Regions from separate parts of the Homo sapiens genome. Here region 1 is linked to region 2. The links are chromatin loops, found by intact Hi-C in ENCODE. Cell type or tissue: PC-9. All regions are shown on one strand. Each heading gives the region's core, and the rest is flanking DNA. Links, peaks and the distances in the headings are about the cores only.

What was found. Peaks named below come from ENCODE experiments on the same cell type or tissue, not always from the same donor. Only the 100,000 strongest peaks of a DNase experiment are listed, where the experiment ranks them.
Region 1: a loop joins it to region 2, with 5 times the contacts of the local background. A loop is called at or near these places in 22 of 110 quality-filtered maps.

The regions. Positions count from the first base shown.
Region 1 is chr14:64,722,547-64,731,121 of GRCh38, forward strand. It overlaps PLEKHG3 (pleckstrin homology and RhoGEF domain containing G3), which reads left to right. Exons shown (of 17, transcript NM_001308147.2): 2 at 5,047-5,436; 3 at 6,450-6,547; 4 at 7,697-7,766; 5 at 8,096-8,142; 6 at 8,253-8,403; 7 at 8,492-8,575. The coding sequence starts at 5,086. Among named protein-coding and RNA genes, the nearest start is that of PLEKHG3, 22 kb to the left of the region's middle. RefSeq lists enhancers at 5,387-6,038, 6,692-7,343. In PC-9, for the core only: no CTCF peak of the experiment used is centred there; a DNase peak (open chromatin) is centred at 4,185; H3K27ac peaks cover 1,491 bases.
Region 2 is chr14:64,667,679-64,676,253 of GRCh38, forward strand. No RefSeq gene overlaps it. Among named protein-coding and RNA genes, the nearest start is that of PLEKHG3, 32 kb to the right of the region's middle. RefSeq lists enhancers at 7,708-8,208, 8,209-8,575. In PC-9, for the core only: CTCF peaks have their summits at 4,020 (motif pointing right) and 4,225; DNase peaks (open chromatin) are centred at 4,033 and 6,263.

The sequences.
Region 1 (8,575 bases), core at 481-8,480, 55 kb after region 2:
CGTGTGGATTCCTCCCCAGCTGGGGCCTTTGGAGCAGCTGCCCCATGGGGACCCTCCTTGCTCGTTTTCTGCCTGGCTCCAAAGCAGCTGTGGTGCGGTGTGGCTTCTCATTCTTGAGTGTGGGGTGAAGGGCAGTGGATGAAATGACGACATCAGCCTCTGAACCAGAATGTTTTCTGGGGAGTCTGGTGTGCCCACCAGAGGGTTCACCCCCAAGTGTCCTCTTCCCCTCTCCTGCCTTGTCCTCAACTCACTGGCCTGGGAGGGAGAGCCAGTGGGAGTGGGCTGACTCCTGGGCATTCCCCAAGACCAGAGACACAGAGTTCCAGAAGGCTCCCCGTAATCCTGTGGGATAGGGGAGGAGCAGGGTCCCATTGCCTCAGTGACAGGAGACCTGAGGACAGAACACTGAGGCTGTTGTGGGTTATGAGGGTGTGCCTTTTTTCTTTCCTGTTGGGTCAGAATGGGGCATGGTGCTGAGGCGTAGTGGGGAGGGGAAGGATGTGGCCCCAGTCTGCTGTGCTCGGAATCCAGGGGCCTGCTGTAGCCTGCCTGCCTCTGCACCTGCAATATTCAGGGAAGCTCCTCCAGAGGGTAGGTGTGGGTGGAGGAAGGGTGTGGTGTGGTTTAGGCTTAAATTTAAAGAAAAAGAAAAGAAACCTCCCTCTCTCCCCCTCTTCTGCCCCTGGATCCTTAAAGGTGTATGTCTGAGCTGCTGCTTAGGCCCATCAAAAAGAAAGCCTGGCTGGGTGTGGTGGCTCACACCTGTTAATCCCAGCACTTTAGGAGGCTGAGGCAGGAGGATCGCTTGAGGTCGAGGCTGCAATGAGCTGTGATTGCACCACTGCACTCCAGCCTGGGTGACAGAGGGAGACCCTGCCTCAAAAAAAGAGAAAAGTCTTTGGGGACCTGCTCAAAGAAGGTTTCACAAGTATAGGACTTGAGAAAGAGTTTTCTTTTTTCTTTTTTTTTGAGATGGAGTCTCATGCTGTCACCCAGGCTGGAGTACAGTGGCGCGATCTCAGCTCACTGAAACATCTGCCTTCCAGGTTCAAGCGATTCTTCTGCCTCAGCCCCCCGAGTAGCTGGGATTACAGGCACCTGCCACTATGCCCAGCTAATTTTTGTATTTTTAGTAGAGATGGGGTTTCACCATGTTGGCCTGGCCAGTCTCAAACTCCTGACCTCAAGTGATCTGCCCCCCTCTGCCTCCCACAGTGCTGGGATTACAGGCGTGAGCCATCATGCCTGGCCGAGAAAGCGAGTTTTCTAGAAGACTGATTCACTGATTGATGACTGACTGGATTGATTCATGTTGCAAGATGGAAGAGGTCATGGCTGGGGCATACTTAAGAGAACTGGAGACCCGTATGTGGTAGGATGGGGTAGGCGTGGGTACCTGGTTTGAGGGTTTGGTTGCTGCCTGCCTCATCACCTCCTTCTCTGGCCTCCTACTTCCCTAGCAGACAGGGTCTTCCGAGATGTGTTTGAAGACCTGAGTTCTCATCCTGGCTTGGGGGAATCTTATAGTATGGAGTGGTGCTCTTCAGGTAGGAAGGAAAGGCTGACCCCGCCCGGGGAGCACCAGGGGAGGCACTTTAACTGTCTCTGTGGGAGTCTGAGCTACACACACATAATGGTTCCAATCCGGTGTCTTAGGGCCAGAATGCACTCCAGCTGAGTGCAGTGCACTCAGAATGCACTCTGAGAGCGATGCCTCTTATCCGTCACCATCAAACGGTGCCTCCTGACAGTCTGCACTAGTGTCCTGCTTTGTACTCAGTGCCTCATTTGTTCTTCAGCCCTCCCTTTCTTGGGCTCTTGGCTCTTTTCCAGCAAGTCCTCCTGCCCAAGAGAGAGAGAGCCTTGTGATCGTGGGTCTCCTGGTCACTACAGGGCTTCTCTCGTCATCCAAGAAGTTTATAGTCCAATCCTGGTGACCTCATACTTTCTCCCTCTTCCTTTCTGCTTACCCATGACCTGTGATCCTTTGACCGGGAATCTGTATTTTACCATATTGTTCCAGCCAGAGAATGAATGGCCAAAGGTCACATAGTAGCAGGCCCAAAAACTGCCCTAAGGAATCTTGACTCAGTCCTTCCGAGTGTCATGTCATAAGCCCCAATCCTTCAGGTCTTCATATGTCCCCTGCAGCTTATGCTGAAGCAAAGCCATGGCAGCCAGGGCTGTGACCAATCCTTTGCTTGTGGCCCTGTCTGGTGTGTAGTCCATTAGGGAGGCAGTGGGCAGGAGAGCATGAACTCTGGAGCCTCAGTGCCTGAGTTCAAGTCCAGGCTCTACCACTTACTACTTCTGTGGCCTCAGTACCTGCATGTATAAAATGAGGGTAGTAATAGAACCTACCTTCTGGAGTTGTTGCAAGGGGTTAGGCACTTTAATATATACAGAGCGCTCAGAGCATTTCAGCAGTTGGCTGTTATGCTTTGTTTTAGCCTTAGGAGATAGGAGCTTAGTTTGCAGACAGGTAGCCTATGATCAATCAGAGAGAAAACTTCTGTAAGTAGAAAAGACATATTAGTTTCTGGGTTTGAAGTGTGCTTATGTTGCTATCCTCTTACAGTGGGATCCCCAGAGAGGGACCCTCAAAAGGTCCCTTTTAGAGACAAATCTCCCTAATGGTGTGTGTGTTGGGGTAGGGGTGGGGCTGTGAGTAATCTTTTGCTTTAAGACTGTGAACTGGCTGGCTGTGAAATCCATTTGGGAGTGGGGCCGTTTCCATTTAGCTTCCCCAGAGAAGCTGACTGACCCCAGATGTGATCTGGGAAAGGTCTTAGGCTGTAAATCCCTGCCCCTTTGTTCCCTGCTGGGATGGTGGTGGTGGGTGGGTGGGGTGCCTGACTGCAGTGCACTTTGAAGGACATCAGAGTGCCACAGGGCTGGGGGTTAAGGGCTGGGGTGGAGCTTGGGTTTTTATCTGTCAGTGCTGGAATGACATGGTGTTGCCCTGCCTGCTGGTTCTGTAAAAGGCATAGCTGATTAATTGTAAAGGCCCTTTTGAGGAGGGAGGAAAAAGCAACAGCCCTACAATTCCCAGGGGGCTCTCTTCTGAGCAGCTCAAAGAGCTTTACCAAAATGATCCTGCTAATTAGCCCTCTGGGCATTGCACTGGGCTGCGGAGGGGAGCACTGGGCTGCCACTGAGTCCCCATCTGCAAGTTGAGAGGCTCATACAGAGCTCCTTGGAGGTGACCCCCTCCAGTGAGACACAGTGACAAAGTGCTGTGCTCCAGAGCATCCCGGCCAGGTTAGCGGCAGGTGGTAAGTAGGTCTTGAGGCGCTTGATCTGTACCTCAGTAAAAGCATCAGTTTGTTCACCATTGTTGTTCATTTGTTAAATTGGCCCTTAAGACCCCTGCTTTTTAGTAACTAATGGTGTAGGGCAGAGGGTCTCAAACTAGTCACACTGTCTCAGGCCAGTGCTACAGTAGGAGAAACCTGGGAGGTAGTAAGAGAACACAGAAAGAGTTCCCCAGGTTTGGGGGATATTGGAAGGTTCCTGGAGGGGGCGATGTCTAATTGGAGACCTAAAGATTGGATGTAAATTACATAGGTTGGGGGATGGTACTGTATGGGGTGGATGGGGACGAGATAACGCCAAGGCAGAGAGAACATTTGCAAAAGCCGGAGACCCAGGGGTGTTGGTTTCCAGGTTGAGGCATAGGCACAGAAAACCAGGGGTCAGTGTCAAGGGTTCCCAGAGTAATGGCAGCTTCTAGATTCTTCTCCTTGTAGCTCAAGTCTCTGCCCTTTAGTCATGTCTGGGGTCTAGTCACTTCTGAGCCCTAGAGCTAGGGGTAGAAGACTCGGGTCAGTAGGGGTGAGAGGGATGCCCAGGAACTTACTGTTTTCCTGTGAAATAGCAATGAAATGTGTACTCTGCAAAGTGGCATTGGTGAGCTCTAAGGGGTGGGCATGGGTGTTGCATGGGTGTCCCTGTCCTTCCCAAAGGCTGCAGCCTGAAGTAGTCTGGCCACTCCACCCTTCCATCCCCCGGCTGCTCCAGGTGGGCCTGCCTGTGAGCCACACCATCTGCTTTGGGAATAAAGTCCACCTGAGGCTCTGTTTGCCTCACCTGGGTGCAGTTTACTGCTTTCTCTGCTGCCCCCGCCCAGCTGTGCCAAGGGGAGCTTACAGAGACTCACTGATGGCTTAGCCCTGGGGAATTTCCTGGGGCCTGGGATGAGTCAGAGGCAGCCTGTACCAGGTGCTGGGGTGGGGCTGCGGAGTCGGGGGATAATGCTGGCTCAGCCAGTCAGTATCCAGAAAGTTTCAGGTTTGTGGTGAAGCCGCCGGTGCCCCTGAGGTTTTGCAGTCTTAGGGAGAATATTACCCCTGTTATGTGTCTTGTCTTAACATTGTAAGAACCAGATCTTTGCCCATCCCTGTACAGTGACCCCAGCACAGGCCACAGACAGGGGGGCACTTGGGAAGTTCTTCTTCACAACTGCCATTATTATCACCATATTGATGGTGTATGGAGCACGTACCCTATGCCAGGCATCATGCTCAGAGCTTTACGAACAGCAGGTGGCTTCATCTGGGAGGACACAGCCATGGGGTAGGCTGTATCCATCCTCATTTTACAGGTGAGGAGCTGAGGCTCTGAGGGACTAAGTACTGTGCCCCAGCAGTGGGGCTGGGCTGTGAATTCCTTAGAGGGTACCTGGACCACTGTGCTGGCAGGTGGACTTGGGCACCCTCATCAGTGCTCATAGAGTCTGAGAACAGGGCCCTTCTTGGGATTCAGTTTTGTTTTGTTAATTGTGTTAAATGTAAATACACATAACATAAAATTTACCATCTTCACCATTTTAAGTGTACAGTTCAGTGACAGTAGGTACATTCATATCATTGTGCAATGTCATCACTGTCTATCCACAGAACCTTTTCATCTTCTAAAACTGAACTCTGGATGCACTAAATAATACCTTCCCACCCCACCTGCCCCCACCCCTGGCAACCGTCCCTCTGTTCTGTTTCTGTGGGCATTCAGAGGTTGACCCTTCATCTGTCTGTCTTGTTGCAGAATCTCCCTGGGGTGCCCTCCCCAGGCAGCAATGCCAGGATGCCTGTGTCCACCTCCCTCCACCAGGATGGCAGCCAGGAGCGGCCGGTGAGCCTGACCTCTACCACCTCCTCGTCGGGCTCCTCCTGTGACAGTCGCAGTGCCATGGAGGAGCCCAGCAGCTCCGAGGCTCCCGCCAAGAATGGGGCAGGCTCCCTGAGAAGCCGGCATCTGCCCAACAGCAACAACAACTCCAGCAGCTGGTTGAACGTGAAGGGGCCCCTCTCCCCGTTCAACAGCCGGGCAGCGGCAGGGCCTGCACACCACAAGCTCAGCTACCTGGGCCGAGTGGTGCGGGAGATCGTGGAGACAGAGCGCATGTACGTACAGGACCTGCGCAGCATCGTGGAGGTGCGTGTCGGAGGCCTTGCGGCACAGTATTCTAGCAGAAGCCTGTTTCACCCTGGGAGGGAAGCTCTCAAAAGACCTGCTTCCCATAAAGTAGTTGGAGAACTGGGGTCTCCCACCCTCGCTGACTGCACTGTGAAAGCTGTTGACCCCTGAGGCTTCCCTAGGACCTTGGGCCAGATCAGTAGCTTGGGCCGACAGGAGTGAGCATCGTTGATAGGGTGGATCCCCAGCCTGCCTGGGAAGATGGCTCTAGAGAGCCTGTGCCACAGAGACTGAATGGAGTGAAGACATGGGCTCTGGGCCTGGCCCCATGCATCCCCTGCCCTGTTGTTTCCTGGCTGTGCGGAGCCTCAGGTTCCTCCTCTGTAAGAGGAAGCGACACCTACCTTGTAGGTGAAGGGCACGGAAGGGCAGCTGTGTGGCTGCCACTGAGGAAGCCCTCTGCCCCACTGGCTCAGGGCGTGGATTAGTTTCCTAGGGCTGCCTTAACAAATGACCACACACTGGGTGGCTTAAAACAGCAAATGTGTTCTCACTCAGTTCAGGAGGCCAGAAGTCCAAAAATCAATGTGTTGGCTGGGTTGGCTCCCTTCAGAGCCTCTGAGGGAGTAGGCATTCTATGCCTGTCATCCAGCTTCTGGGGTCCTGGCAGTCTTTGACATTGTTGGCCTGGAGATGCGGCCCAGCACCTTCCCATCACCTTTTTCTTTGTGTCTCTCTGTGTCCTCCTTCTCCTCTTATAAGGACAGCAGCCACTGGATTTGGGGCCCACCCTAAATCCTATCTGAAGTCATCTTGAGATCCTTAACTAATGGCATCCACAAAGACCTTATTTCCAAATAAAGTCACATTCTGGGGTTCCAAGTGGACATGAATTTTGGGGTGGACACTGTCTCACAGTAGGCAATGTCCGTGAAGTGGTGTTACAGCAGGGCCGAAACGAGGTGTGGCTAGGGAAGGTAGTGGGCAGGGTTGTGCCGGGGGCTAGGTTCTGACCACCTCCCTCCACGCAGGACTACCTCTTGAAGATCATTGACACACCCGGGCTGCTGAAGCCAGAACAGGTCAGCGCCCTCTTTGGGAACATAGAAAATATCTACGCGCTGAACAGGTGTGTGAATGGGCCTGACACTCACCATGTTCTGCCTGCGAGGCCCACCTCAGGGCCTAGGGAGGAACCCTGGATGTCCCTGGTCTCATGGGCCTGTGACATGTGGGCCTGGGGCCTGATCTCTGAGGACAGGGAAGGGTTGTCCATCTCTGTGCCCTGGGCTGATCTGCTTTCTCTCAAGGGCAGACGGGGAGGTAATTTGAGGTTGTGTGCATGTTGGGTCCATCCTGAGCCGGTGCCCCCTCAAGGGGCTGCTGGGCCCTACCTTGCACACTGGTTCTCTTCCCTGTGGAAGAGAACCTTCCCTGTCCTTCTCATCTTCATTTTCCATTTGCACATCTGTTAATTTCTTATCCTCCTTTCCACTGACCCCAAGGGCTCCCTGGAGATGATCTGACCTATTAGTGGATTGCACAACCCAGGCAAGACACATGTGGGAAGCCAAACAAGGCCTGACCAGGGGCTGTGTCAGGGCAAAAGGCATGGGTCTCCTGCCTGGGACCACAGACTCCCCCGGGAAAGTGCACTGCTCTGGAGGGGCAGGGCTTGAGGGAACAGCGGTGCTAGGACAGGAAGAATCGTATCCCAGGCCCCTTAAGATGGGCAGAGGGAGCTCTGGCTGTGTAAGCTGGAGAAGTCTGGGAGGGCAGGGTGCAGGGAGGACTTAGGCCAATGGTGAGGGGTTGGGAAAAGAGGAGGAGCACAGAGGGAGGAGGCAGGGAGCAGTGTTTCTAGGGGTGCCAGGACTCACCTGTCTCTCCCCATGTCCCACATCCTGGGCGCCCTGGCTCCTTTGCTAGTCCCCATTCTCTCTCCTTCACCCTTTAATCCTCTGCTTTTGTGTGTTTGACTCCTTCTGCCTGCAGAGGAGCTGTGTCCCCTCCCGAGGTGGGTATGGGGGTCCCCTCTTCATCTCCCTCTTGTTGAGCCTGTAGGTCTCCCTGACTTCCTGCTTTGTGGCTGCTTTGTGTTGGATACTTTCTGTGGTTGCTGCCTGGGGCAGGACTCCCTCTGAGGCTAGAAGCCCCAGTTCTTTAGCAAAGCAATAGGGCTGGCTGTCAGTCAGGGTTTGGGAGGTTGGGGAGGGGGCAGTGAGGGGCATTGTCCTCTGACTGCAGAGGGTACAGTGGCTGCTCTCCCCTCACCCAGCCAGCTCCTCAGAGACCTGGACAGCTGCAATAGTGACCCCGTGGCTGTGGCCAGCTGCTTTGTGGAAAGGGTAAGAAGGGCTGGGTCCTTGCCTCTGTCCTACCTTGCTGAGAGCTCAGAGAGACAAGAACTGCCAGCATAAGAGGACATCTGAGTCCTGGGGATTCCTTTCCAGGGAAAGTCCTGGGTGCTCTATCTTGAATGAGAAGGGTGTTCTGAGGGGAGCCAGGGCTGCTGGGTGGATGGGATGTCCTTGACAAATAGGTATAAAGATGGCTCTGTAGGCATTTGGGAACAGGGGACAGAGGGTGCTCTGGGGGCCAGGGGCCTATCTGCTACCACCATCTTTACTGTCAAATGAGAATCTCCCTGAAATCACTATTTTTGATCTCTTCTTAGAGCCAAGAGTTTGATATCTACACTCAGTATTGCAACAATTACCCCAAGTGAGTAATTGGGGTGAGAGGGAAGGCAGAGCCATTTGGTGAGTCCAGAGCCCCCCACTTCCTCATCCAGGCCTTCCCCAGGTGGTGACTGGCCCTTCTCCCACTCCCAGCTCCGTGGCCGCCCTGACGGAATGCATGCGGGACAAGCAGCAGGCCAAGTTCTTTCGGGACCGGCAGGAGCTGCTACAGCACTCGCTGCCCTTGGGCTCCTACCTGCTGAAGCCAGTCCAGCGCATCCTCAAGTACCACCTGCTGCTCCAGGTAGCCCCTCGGTCCTCCCAAGCACCTAGGGCCTGGGGAGGGCAGGGCCTTCGGGTCAGGGGCACCTAAGCGTCTATCTTCTGCGCAGGAAATTGCCAAGCATTTTGATGAAGAAGAGGATGGCTTTGAGGTGGTGGAGGATGCCATTGACACCATGACCTGTGTGGCCTGG
Region 2 (8,575 bases), core at 116-8,115:
CCATTCATAAGGGATCTGCCCCCATGACCCAAACACCTCCTACTAGGCCCCACCTTCATCACTGGGATCACATTTCAATATGAGATTTGGAGGAGCCAAATATCCAAACCATATCCAAGCCAGAGAGGGAAACTGTGAACCTTTTGTGACAGGCTAACAGAAAAGTTCTGTATTTCAAGGCTAAGTACATCATCTTAATTATATGGTGATGGGGCAGATGGTGAATGCTTGGGTTAGAATTTTGATTTATTTTATCATAGGCTTTGGAAGTTTACATAAGAGGTAAAAGAAAACTTGTTGGTATTCTCTGGGACATGGTGTAGAACAGTCAAGAATCCCTCCCCCCAGGAAAGTGCTGTCTGTGGTTCATACCCTGCTAAGATGGGTGTAGAGCTGGTGCCAGGCACTCCTCTTGTGGATATACTCAGGGGCCCTGTCAGTTTGGTTGGACCAGCAACATTTTCAGGGTTTGTCCTTGCAATGCGTCTCTTCCGTGGGTGAATGAGAAGGTGAGGACTGATCTTTACCTCTTATGGAGAAGTAAAGAGATTCTGATAAAAACCTGTTTGGACTAGGGAGCAACCACTTCTGCAGGAGAGACAGTTACATCCAGGGCTGCCCTGATTCTTCACTCCCATCCCCAGGTCTGTGCCAGGGCCTCTCAGAAGACAAGAGTGACCCACAGTTACTTCCATTTTTTTGAGGTTCCTAGTATATTAAAATATGAAGAAATGCCAACACCCCCCACCAAAAGATGGTGAGAGCGGTGGTGTTTTTTGTTTGTGTGTTTGTTTGTTTGTTTGTTTTGAGACAGAATCTCACTCTGTCACCCAGGCTGGAGTGCAGTAGCGCGATCATGGTTCACTGAAGCCTCAACCTCCTGGGCTCAAGCAATCCTCCCACCTCAGCCTCCCAAGTAGCTGGAACCACAGGTGCATGCTACTGTGGTGTATTTTAAATGTTTACATTTGACAAATTAATACTTCTATCACAGAAAAAAATAGTAAAGGTAATGTGTTTTTGCATGATAATTCCAGGGTACATTTTAAATATTTTACAGTGCTCTACAGGCAGTGAGGAACACAAGTTGAGAGTTCTATCCTGAACATTGCTTCTTTCAGACCTGTCATCTGGAGCTAATGTCAAAAGCCAGAATGTGGGGCCCTTTGTTAATTGTGAGATGAGAGCCTGTGCCCCTCTATACCTTACCCTCACCCCTAAATAGGCCCACAGGCTCCCTTACACCTAACAGCTGCTGCTATTCTCTTGGGTTGGAGTGAGATGGTGGAGAATCAAAAGCTGTGTTTTAGTGCTGAAGCCAGTTCTTATTACAACTTTTCTCTGCAGTTTATAAACAATTTGCTCTTAAGATCTTAGCAGTCTTTCTGAACAATCCAGTATGTTTGTTTGCTGCTGCCCAGCAATGCCTGCATGTTTTTGTGGATTTTATTTTGTTTTTAAATTTTCTTCAAAAGCTGTAGTTTATTATAAGGGCAAAGGCAGCAATTATTGGCTCTCCAAATGCAGTCAATCTGAGTGTCAAGTAGATCCTTATTTCAGTCCTCATGGGTCTTGCTTGTTGACCTTGCTCCTGCAAGGAGTGTCTATGAGCTTGCCTTGGCCCTGGTCCTAGGCCCCTCTCTTTTTCTGTAACCTCAAACCCAGATGGCCATGCCCCTTGGATGATGTGGTAGTGGTACTATAAGCCCAAGGATCCACTAAAGGACTCATTTTGAGAAATTTGGCAAAAGAAGTTTGGCTCTATTAGGACATCTTTAAACAAGAGTGAGAGGACATGTGGCATCCTGGATGACTGCCAAGGTCGAGCTGGAGTTCTCTGGAGTGATTTGGGTGCTAAATCCTTGGGTGGGGTCCTGACTATGAACTGTTTCTTTATTTTCCAATTGTAACAGTCTCTGAAGGTAAAACTAGCATCAGCAGTATTAATCGTAATAACAATAGGAAATAGGCTGGGCGCAGTGGCTCATGCCCGTAATCCCAGCACTTTGGGAGGCCGAGGCAGGCGGATCACGAGGTCAGGAGATCGAGACCATCCTGGCTAACATGGTGAAACCCCGTATCTACTAAAAAATACAAAAAAATTAGCCGAGCGTGGTGGTAGGCGCCTGTAATCCCAGCTACTCGGGAGGCTGAGGCAGGAGAATGGCGTGAACCCAGGAGGTGGAGCTTGCAGTGAGCCGAGATCGCGCCACGACACTCTAGCCTGGGTGACAGGGCGAGACTCCGTCTCAAAAAAAAAAAAAAAAAAAAAAGGAAATATTTCAGCATACCTATTATGCACCAGGTATTAGTCTAGTCTCATTTAATCTTCACCATGACTCAGTGAGATACAAACTATTCTATTATACCTATATATTTTTAGAGATGAGGTCTCACTATGTTGCCCAAGCCGGAATGCAGTGGCAATTCATAGGCATGATTGTAGTGCACTACGGCCTCAAATTCCTGGGCTCAAGTCACCTTCCTCCCTCAGCCTCTTGCCAAGTCACTGAGAACACAGGTGCATGCCACCACACCCAGCTTTGGGTACTCTTTTTATGTCCATTCCACAGATGAAGAGACCAAGTTTAAAATGGATGACTTGCCTCAAATCACACAGCTATTGAGTAACAGAGCTAGGATTTAAAGGCTGGTTCATCTGACTCCACATTTCAGGAAGTCTTATTTGGGGGTTTCTAGAAATAAGAAGCCTTATTTGGGTTTCTAGAGAAATTTCTTTTTCCAAATCAACTTTATTTTCCCCAGACCCTTTTTGTGAACAGAGTTTACATCAATGAAAAGAAGGCTCCTACAGTGTGGCGTGAATGCCAGTGACGGGAACACCAAAAGCTCTGAACCTCAGGATCAGGGAGACCACAGCCTGCTCCTGGGATTGTCATGAGCCATTTGGCAGGAGGTGGATCTGCACAGTCATGGAGACCAGACTCCTAAGCAGGTCACCTAAGTAAGGTTTCCCTGTACGCTCTCCACAGGGCCTGGGAACTTCAGAATCTTGCCACAGGAGGAAGCTTGATGAGTATTCACCCTCTGATGTTGTAGACAAGGAAACTGAGGTCCAAGGAGATTAAGTAAAGTGCACCCTGTCTGCACGTCCAACATGGGTCTCCTGGCTCTCACACCATTTAGAGATGAGCCATTTTCTCAATAACAAAGGCAAGGCCCTGAGAGATAGTGTAATTGACCAAGCTTCTTCAGGACAGGGATGTGGACTCCACTCCCTTGGGGTCCAGCAAATGCCTTAGTAACAGTGGCTTGTGGATGGAAGGTGTTATTCAAGCCCTTGCTGGATGAATAAATTATATGCACCTGTTTCTCAAAGTTGCCTTAGTGAAAGAATCATTTGGGGCACATGTTAAAGATGAAAGTTCTAGTCTGAATACTAGACTAGAATGAGTCTATTCAGGACCCTGATAGAACAGTGTATATATATATATATATATATATATATATATATATATATATATACTTGTAAATATATATATATATATTTGCAAGCTGTATATATATATATATATATGCAAGCTGTATATATATATATATATATATGCAAGCTGTATATATATATATATGCAAGCTGTATATATATATATATATATGCAAGCTGTATATATATATATATGCAAGCTGTATATATATATATATGCAAGCTGTATATATATATGCAAGCTGTATATATATATGCAAGCTGTATATATATATATGCAAGCTGTATATATATATATGCAAGCTGTATATATATACACACACACACACACACACACACACACACACACACTATATATATATATATATCTCCACACACACTATATATATATATATATCCAGTATATATCCAGGCAGGACCCTGATACACTGTTCTCACTCTTGATCCAGATAATCCCTAACCCATTATCACCTCCCTTTCATGAACTGAAAGTAGTTTGTTTTTAGGTTTGGCTCTATTGCAGGGCTGGATCTATTGCGATTCTGAACACTCATTTTAACCATGACCTTCCTTACCTCCTCTAGGGGGCAGAAATGAACCACTTGTTCATTCTTTGGGGCTGAACTTTGCGACTTTCTCAGACTTTCATAAGAAAACAAATACCCAGAGGAGATCAGAAAGAAAGCAGATCTTATACATGCTTTTCTTACTAGGTTGAAATGCAGTTGCAATCTAGACTCCTCTAAGAGACAAAATACTGTTAGGCACTCTGGCGTTGAATTCAAGCTGACCCAAGTTCAAATCCAGAATCAAACAAGGGTTGGAGAATGCCTCCCATCTTTATGATCCTAGCAGGCTATTTAAATTAATGAAGCCTTAGTTTCTTGTTCTATAAAATTCTAATACAGTCAGCTTTCCATATCCACAGTTTCCACATCTGTGGATTCAACCAACCACAGATAGAAAATATTGAAAAAAACCCAACAATAAAAACAACAATACAACAAAAATAATACAGATAAAAACAATATAGTATAACAACCATTTGCATGGAATTTACATTGTATTAATATTTGACATGATAAGTTATCTAGAGATGATTTAAAGTATAGGAAAGTTGGCCAGGCACAGTGTCTCATATCTGTAATAACGGTACTTTGGGAGGCCAAGGCAGGAGGATCGCCTAAGGCCCCAGGAGTTTGAGATCAGCCTCGTAAACATTAGTAAGACCCTGTCTCTATAAGAACTTAAAAAAAAAATCAGCCTGGTGCTGTGGTGCACCTGTAGTCTCAGCTACTCAGGAGGCTGAGGCAGGAGGATTGCTTTAGCACAGGAGTTTGAGGCTGCAGTGAGCTATGATCATGACACTGCACTCCAGCCTGGGCGAAGGAGTAAGACTCTGTTACAAACAAACAAAGAAACAAAAAAGTATATGGAAGGATGTGCCTAGGTTATATGCAAATACTATACCATTTTATATCAGAAACTTGAGTATCCGTGGATTTTGGTATCCAAGGGGGTGCTGGAGCCAATCCCAGCAAGATACTGAGTGATGACTATAAATAATACCATCTTAACAGGATGGTTATGAACCTTATACTGCAACTGCTAAGAGAAAAAGTCAGCTGTTATTATTACCACAACTATTACTACTGCTTCCTATAAAGGCATGTGATTATTAACTCTGTTAGGAAGGTAGACTCCACTTTTTTAAATAGTTGGCTAAAGCTCTCTAAAGAGACATTCAGCCCACTCTTTTCTGGGTTCTGTACTAGGATGACATTTCACATCCTGGGAGCCAACAATGTGAATAACACAGAGGCTACATTAGACAGAAGGAAACGTGTTGGTTTCCTTAATAAAATCGAACTCATATTTCCTGAGATTGGCTCTGGCTGGCAGGAGACTCTCCACATGGGAAAAGCGGTTAGATCTCTTGGCTGTGTTTTGCCCTCCAAGGCTCACCTTTCCTGGGAGATTTCTCCCTCGTCTCACTGGTACCACCAATGGGTAAGGAAAGCCACACCTCACTCCACCCCACCCCTGGGGGGACTTCCCCTTCACTACCAACATCACGGAATCTGGCTTTGATTTGATTGAGGGTGGCAGTGAGTTTCTTTACCCAGAGACTTGGGGATTATCTTCTTTTTAGCTTCACCTGGAATAGCTTGCAATGTCGGGATCCTTGTTTCCTAAATTGAGATAATAAGAATGAAAATGATAGCAGTGGTTTCCATTTGTTGAGCACGTCTTCTGCGCGACGGCTTGCTCTCATTCCATCTGTACTACAACCCAGTGAATTTGTCCCCATGACGACTGTCATTGTAAAGATGGGGAAACAGAAGCACGAGGAGGAGGTTAGGTCACTTGCTCAAGGCCTCAGGGGTAGTCGGTGAAAGAGTTTAGGACGAGAACCCAGCAGTCTGAACTCACTTGGCTCTGAATGGAGGTGGATAACCACAGACACTGCCTTCCCACCCCTAGAGACACAGAGAGAGCTTCAGTTCCCTGGGTGTGACCCTTTGCTAAGGCACATGGTGGATGAAGAAGGTGTGTACAGCTCCTTTAGGGCAGTCAGCTTGCAAATGTCTGGCCTAGGTGAGAAGAGAGACACCTTTGAGGTCCTCCCACATCAGACAAATTGAGCCCTGCCCCTAAGCACAGATGCTGCTCCCTCTTGTCTTACCTTTTCACCTCCTTATTTATTTACCACTGTGAGGACAACACTCCACAGGGCATGTGAAGACACAGCCCCCGCCCTGGAGCCTCAGAATTTGTCACCGTCACTGGGAGTTGAGGAAATTGCAGTGTTGAGGTTTCTTGCTTCTTCCTCACTGAGAGAGAAAAACCCCAACTGTCAACAAACCTCAAACCCATCGATCAAATGATGCCTGCGGGCAGGAGCTGGGCAGCAGGGTGTATCTGTGGCAAATGAGATCACGAGAGGGCCTGGGCACAGAAAACAAGGTGATAGAAGACAGACGATGAGAAGAGAGGAGGAAGATTGTGCAGAAGGGGAGGAGTGCATGGAAGGGAGGGAGGCCCTTGTGCATGGATTCCCTGGGGAACCAGGCTGCCAGGGCAGAGGGCCAACAGGTGAGGAGGAGAGGAGGGGGCTATAAGTGGGGGGGATCTGAAGAAAGAGCTTCTGTGTCCTAAGAGGTGGGGGAAAAAAAAGAGAGAAATAACCCAAAGAAAGTGTTGCAGAGAACCAATAAGATTAGAATGTCAACGATCCAGACCCATGACCCTGGGGACTGTTGTCACACAAGGGTCTGGTGGTGGGGTTGGGGCAGCTGTGGAGGTTGCTGCTGGTCCCAGTTTTGTCCATATAAAGCAATTCGCAGAGAAGGCTGAGTGGAGGAGGAGGAAGCTGAGATAGTAAAGGAAATAACGTTTAAAAGTTTAGCACAAGCTGGGCGCGGTGGCTCAAGCCTGAAATCCTAGCGTTTTGAGAGGTTCATGTAGGTGGATTGCTTGAGCCTAGTTCAAGACCAGCCTGGGCAACATGACAAAACTCTGTCTCTATAAAAATACAGAATGTTAGCTGGGTGTGGCGGTTGTGCCTGTAGTCCCAACTACTCGGGAGGCTGAAGTGGGAGGATCACAAGAACCTGGGAAGTCAAGGTTGCAGTGAGCTGAAATCTTGCCACTACACTCCAGCCTGGGCAACAGGAGTGAGACCTTGTCTCAAAAAAAAGAAAAAAAAAAGCTACATTTTACATGATTTTATTCATATAAAATTCTGGAAAAGGCCAAATTACTGAGATGGACATCAGGTCGGTGAGGGGGTAAGGGGAGCATGACTGACTACACAAAGGTATGAAGAACCTTTTCGGGGTGATGGAATTGTCCTTATCTTAACTGAGGTGATAGTTACGCAATTGTACACATTTGCCAAAACTCATTGAAAGTTACGTTTTTTTTTCAGACAGTTTCGCTCTTGTTGCCCAGGCTGGTGTGCAACGTCGTGATCTCGGCTCACTGCAACCTCCGCCTCTCAGGTTTGGGAGGCCGAGGTGGGTAGATCACCTGAGGTTGGGAGTTCAAGACCAGCCTGACCAACATGCAGAAACCCTGTCTCTACTAAAAATACAAAAATTAGCTGGGCATGGTGGCGCATGCCTGTAATCCCAGCCACTCAGGAGGCTGAGGCAGGAGAATCGCTTTATTAAGTTTTATTTAGTTAGTTTTATTAAGTTAGTTCAGCCTCTTCTTGGATAAAATTTCAGCCAAGTCCCTGCCTGGACTGTCACCTCCTCTCTGGGTGTGTCCCCTTCCTGCCTCTCCCGCTCCCAGCCCCACCCTGTGGATAACTCTGGGTGCAGGGCTCTGTGTTGCCCTCTGGTCCTCAGTGGCCTTTACATCTGCTGACATCCACAGTCAGGGGTCTGGCTGGGAGGACCTGGTGGTTTACCCGGCTTGTGGGTCCTGTGCCAGCTTTGCTGGTCCTGTAGATACAAACCGGAACCCCTCCCATGTCCCCAGTGCTTTCCATTTATCTCTGGGCTTCAGCCTGAGGCAGGTCCACAGGCTCTCAGCTCTCAATCACCTGTGCATTCCCTAGGGCCTCCTAGGGACTTCTGGGTTTCTCCCAGCCGCACTCAAGCCAAGGGGAACTGAGGTGGGGCAGTGTGAAAGGGGTGGAACACCTAAGGTCCCTGTCCCAGCTTCAACACACCTTGCTGTTGTCTCTACTTTGCTGGAGCCACTCCAGGTGGACATAAGGACATGCTGGAAGGCGACTGACTGCTCCAGGGCTCCAATCAAAAAGTGGGGCACGGCCGGGTGCGCCTGTAATCCCAGCACTTTGGGAGGCCGAGGCGGGTGGATCCCTTGAGGTCAGGAGTTTGAGACCAGCCTGGCCAACATGGTGAAACCCTGTCTCTACTAAAAATACAAAAATTAGCTGGGCGTGATGGCACACGCCTGTAATCCCAGCTACTCAGGAGGCTGAGGCAGGAGAATTGCTTGAACCTGGGAGGTGGAGGTTGCAGTGAGCCGAGATCATGCCACTGCACTCTAGCTGGGGTGACAGAGTGAGCGAGACTCCAACTCAAAAAAAAAAGTGGGGCACACATGGTTTTTTGGAGTGGGGAGGGACAGGGTCTCACTCTGTTACACAGTCTG